2 separate regions of the Homo sapiens genome follow, and region 2 is linked to region 1. Evidence: chromatin loops called from intact Hi-C (ENCODE). Cell type or tissue: upper lobe of right lung. All regions are shown on one strand.

What was found. Hi-C counts contacts between places; a loop is a spot of excess contacts. Peaks named below come from ENCODE experiments on the same cell type or tissue, not always from the same donor. Only the 100,000 strongest peaks of a DNase experiment are listed, where the experiment ranks them.
Region 2: a loop joins it to region 1, with 5 times the contacts of the local background. A loop is called at or near these places in 103 of 110 quality-filtered maps.

The regions. Positions count from the first base shown.
Region 1 is chr10:132,351,288-132,353,787 of GRCh38, forward strand. It overlaps LRRC27 (leucine rich repeat containing 27), which reads left to right. Exons shown (of 11, transcript NM_030626.3): 7 at 320-466. Among named protein-coding and RNA genes, the nearest start is that of LRRC27, 20 kb to the left of the region's middle. RefSeq lists an enhancer at 1,396-2,358. In upper lobe of right lung, a CTCF peak has its summit at 1,529 (motif pointing left); DNase peaks (open chromatin) are centred at 1,494 and 1,894.
Region 2 is chr10:132,229,115-132,231,614 of GRCh38, forward strand. All of the region lies in intron 2 of STK32C (serine/threonine kinase 32C), which reads right to left. Among named protein-coding and RNA genes, the nearest start is that of DPYSL4, 43 kb to the left of the region's middle. RefSeq lists an enhancer at 1,139-1,218. In upper lobe of right lung, no CTCF peak of the experiment used is centred here; DNase peaks (open chromatin) are centred at 864 and 1,280; H3K4me3 peaks cover 704 bases; H3K27ac peaks cover 1,032 bases.

The sequences.
Region 1 (2,500 bases):
TCAAGCAGGTCGGGTGCAGCTGCCGAGGCTGCACGTCCTTCAGGTGCATTTCCCAAGCCGACTGTCAAGCGTCCCGGGAAAGTAGCTGGCTGGCAGTGGGCGCGTTGGGACAGTGTCCTGCTGCCATCCACACATCTTCATTACGTGTCCTGAAATCAACAGTCAAGACTGGACTCTGGGGTGACTGCAGCTTCTAGTCGTGCTAATTGTTCAGATGAGCGGATGATCCACAGGCCCTCCTTTTACATTTCACATGTTGTATGAATTACCGTCACAGGGTTTTGTTAAACATTCAGCTAAAAACACTCTGTAATTTTAGAAGGAAGACAGCCTCCTCCAGGAGCATCTTACCCGACCTCTTGTCACCGTACCAAATGGCGATCCGAGCAAAAAGACTGGAAGAGAGCCGAGCGGCGGCGCTCCGAGAGCTCCAGGAGAAGCAGGCTCTGATGGAGCAGCAGAGACGGTGAGTCCACACAGGGTGGGGGTCCGCACAGCCCGCCCAGTGCACCCGGAACTGGGACTGGGCTGTGATTTTATGGCAGGCCTCGTGGAAGTGTTTAGTTAGTTCTCCCCTCACTGATGCTGATCCAGGATCCGTCTCTTCCTCACCTGGAAGCCGAGCTGCACGTGCCCCTTGTGGTCTGTAGCGCCACGCACGGGCTCGCTTGTTTGCAGCCCTGAGGCCTCCGTGTGGGGCAGGCGCAGGTGCAGCGCTCCGTGTGGGGCAGGCGCTGAGGCCTCCGTGTGGGGCAGGCGCTGAGGCCTCCGTGTGGGGCAGGCGCAGGTGCAGCGCTCCGTGTGGGGCAGATGCTGAGGCCTCCGTGTGGGGCAGGCGCTGAGGCCTCCGTGTGGGGCAGGCGCTGAGGCCTCCGTGTGGGGCAGGCGCTGAGGCCTCCGTGTGGGGCAGGCGCTGAGGCCTCCGTGTGGGGCAGGTGCAGCGCTCGTGGTCTGCAGGGCGTTGCGTGCATGGGCTCCCTTGTTTGTAGCCCCGAGGCCTCCGGGTGGGGCAGGCGCAGGTGCAGCGCTCCGTGTGGGGCAGGCGCTGAGGCCTCCGTGTGGGGCAGGTGCAGCGCTCGTGGTCTGCAGGGCGTTGCGTGCATGGGCTCCCTTGTTTGTAGCCCCGAGGCCTCCGTGTGGGGCAGGCGCAGGTGCAGCGCTCCGTGTGGGGCAGGCGCTGAGGCCTCCGTGTGGGGCAGGCGCTGAGGCCTCCGTGTGGGGCAGGCGCAGGTGCAGCGCTCCGTGTGGGGCAGATGCTGAGGCCTCCGTGTGGGGCAGGCGCTGAGGCCTCCGTGTGGGGCAGGCGCTGAGGCCTCCGTGTGGGGCAGGCGCAGGTGCAGCGCTCCGTGTGGGGCAGGCGCTGAGGCCTCCGTGTGGGGCAGGCGCTGAGGCCTCCATGTGGGGCAGGTGCAGCGCTCGTGGTCTGCAGGGCGTTGCGTGCATGGGCTCCCTTGTTTGCAGCCCCGAGGCCTCCCTGTGGGACAGGCCGGTTGCAGTGCTCGCGGTCGCCCCCTTGTGTCCGTCTTTGCCCTGGCTTCCTCACGACACCTGCCTGCTTTCTTGTTCTTTTCCCTCATTTCTTGTTCTTCCTCAGTCCTTTCCTCCTCATTTTCCCTAGAGTATTCCAGGCCCTGACACGGTCATCAGGGAGGTTCATTCTTGTGTTGCTGTGACTGCCGCCAGTGCCACCACCTTGCGAGGTGTGTTGGCCGATGGACTCGGTGTCCTCAGTGTCTTCTCTGTCCTCCAGCTCCACTGACCACCTGGCTTCACCCCTCCCTGGGCCCCAGGAGTCCGGCTGGCATGGACCACAGCCACAGCACCCCCGTGCCCCTCACTTGGTGGTTGGCTTTGGCCAGCGGGGGCCCCCAGCAGGAGGTCGAGGAGGAAGGGAGAGCGAGGGCCTCGTCTTTACTTTCCCGGCTTCTTTGTGAGCTGCCTGGAGCTGGCCGAGTCCAGCCTCTCCCTCCTTCTGGGTTCCGACAATCTCTCCTTCCCTGGTCTGTCCTGTGGGCGGCTGCAGCCCGGCCCTGACTGGCACAGGGCTCTTGCACCGCCCCTGTGGCTCACCTGCTCCCTCCCCAACATGAATAAACCCTCCTGAAGCCACCCCGTTGTGTGTGTGCTGTTTTCTCTCGGGACCATGTGATAGGGGCTGTGTCCAGCACACAGATTCTGTGATTGTCCACAGCTGTCACCCAATGTCCAGAGAGACATTGTAGTTGGTTGTCTTTTTCATTAAAAAGATGAATGAGGTGAAGTCCTCAGAACTGGTCCCCTGTCCCAGGCTGTCATACTGACGGGCAAGGATGAGGCTGACTGACCGCTCTAGGGCTGTCCTAGGACATGGGAGTGTGGTCCGGGCTGCACCAGAAAGCCCATCGCTGTGGGACCAGGTCTTGCTGGCCACGGGCCACAGCTGCTGGGGCCCAGGGAGCACCGGGAAGGCTTTCCTTTGGTGCCCATCAGTCGCCCCACACTGTCCCTCGGGGTAGCTCTA
Region 2 (2,500 bases), 120 kb before region 1:
AGGGAAGCCAGGAATTAAGGCACAAAATTGTGAGCAGCAGAGCTAACCCCTGTCTGACACTCAGGTTGGGAGAGACCTTCCCAGGACAGGTAATCCAGACCCGTTTCCAAGGCCTTCCACAACCTCTGCTCTCTGGTCCTCAAGGAGTTGGAGCCCAGCAGGGGGCCTGGAGGAAATGGATGATTCTGGATCTCAAGGTGGGCCACAGATGGCCCTGGGCTCCTGGCTGCATGCCCGGAAAGCGTGGTGGCACACACCCGTAGTCCCAGCTACTCAGGAGACTGAGAAGGGAGGATTGCTTGAGCCTGAGAGGTTGAGGCTGCAGTGAGCCACGACTGTACCACTGAACTCAGCCTGGGTGACAGGGCGAGACCCTGTCTCTAAAAAAATTAAGTCAGATGATTAACAACCTTAATTCAATCTGCAATCTTCATTCCTCTCTGCCACGAATGGTAACATGTTTGTTCTGGGATTTGGATGTGGGTGTTTTGGAGGCCATGATTCTGCCCCCAGAGGTTCCTGTACTGGTTAGTGTGTGGCCCTGGAGGCACCTGTCTCAGTCACATCCTGGCTCCGGGGCCCTTACTGGAGACCCCTCCCTGAGACTCAGTCCTTTTGTGAAGCAAAGCGGTGACCCTCCCTCCCGCAAGGGGCCACTGGGAGTCACACTGTGCACAGAGCACCGGGCTGGCCCAAACTAAGAAAGCATGTCTGATGGTGCCAAGCGGTGGCCTGGGTGGATCCGGCTGCAGCACTGTGGTGCGGGAGACAGTGGCTTGGCCTGGCACCATGGGCTCTAAGTATGGCCTCTCCAGGAAGCTGACAACAGGCGTGGCCTCAGCACCTCCCTGCCCGGTGGGAGGGGAAAGCTGAGCCTGAAGGGACAGGAAGAGCCTTGTGTTGGGGGCTGCCCAGAGGCGCGTGTGCTGATGGGGGCTCCTGAACACGCGGCCACACCTGCTGAGGAGCGGGGGCAGCTGCAGGCAGCCCGAGAACAGACGGAGACTAAGCTTGAACGAGGCCGCCTTGGGAGGGCGGGGCGGGGCGGGATTTCTCCTGAACTTCCTGCATTTCCTATGACCATTTTTTAAATTGTTATTTTGAAAGCCAGTTGAGGGTTTCAGAATGACAGTGAGCGTAAGCTGCAGCAGCCCCTGGCTGCCCCTGGCAGGACCCCCTCCTGCCGCTTCCCACTGCCAACGGGGCAGAGTCGCGTGGCTCGGCAGCACGGCCTTCCTCCCATGCACACGGCCGCAGGAGGCCGAGGAGTCCCGTGCCCGGGATGGAAGCCCCAGCCTCACTCTGCACAGGCGCAGAAGCAACGGTGCTTTCCTGCGCCAGCCCCAGCACCCGCGGCCTCCTGCAGACGGTCACTGCAGGCTCAAGGCGGCCACTGCAGGTCTGGAAACTGCTCCAGAAAGGCTGTTTGTTGCCCTGGGGCTGGGACCAGACAGGCTGTGAGACAAATATGGTGGAAAATCCGGCCCTCACCCTCTGCCCCTCAGGAGCCTGGCTTGGGGCCACTGGCTGGGGCCAGGGCTCTTGCTGCTGGGGGGGAAGCTGGCGGGGGGGGGGGGGCTGCAGAGCCCACCTCTGCCTGGAGCGGCGCCAGCACCCGCAGCCCAAGGCCGTCTTCAGCCGGTCCCAAGCCTCAGGCTTTCTGTCGCTTGTGCACCACCCCAGAAAGCTGCCTGCCCAGGCGACCCAACCCTCTCCAGGCTCCCTCTGCCCCTCCTGCTCACGATGCAGCTCAGCTCTTACGGGGGAATCTCTGGAAGAACACGCCTTCCCTTGGGGTGCTCAACCCCCACAGCCCACTCACCAGGGGACAGGGCACCTGGGCTTCCCGTGCCCTCTGGGCCCTGTCACATGTGCGGCGGACACAGACCGGGTGTCTACTCCAGACAGGACCTCACCCTCCTGCCAGACAGGCTCACCCAGGACCACCCGCTTTCCCAAGCATGTGGCCTGGGCTCCATCTGGGACCAGCCCCTTGGCCCTGTGACCCAAGCCTGCTCTCCCCGTCACACGCATCCCATCACCCACAGCCAGGGAGCAGGGACAGAAGAGCCACCTCGAGACAGGGCCTGGCCTCGCACACCCACGGCTCTGCTGTCCACCAGAACAAAGCAGCAGATCCACTTGCCTCCAGCCTGTTACCCCACCTGGGAAACAAACTGCCTGGATGGTGGAGCCATCAGCCACAGTCCAAGCCCCTGGCCTGGCCCTGTGGGAGGAGCTGCCCTGAGGAGCAAGGGGAGGCAGGGTTACACTCAGGTCTCCCGAGTCTTTGGGCTCTGTGTCCTGGAACATTCTCAGCTCAACTGCAGTTCAAGAAAAGCTTGCAAGTCTTCCTATATGCCAGCCCCATGCAAGGTACTGGCAGTGCAGGGTGAGTGGCCATGGTGCCTCCCTGGAGACCCTGGTGGAAACGCCTCGATCCCTCACAGCAGGCCCGAGTGCGTCCCCAAAAGACACAGCCACCAGGAGCCTCGGAATG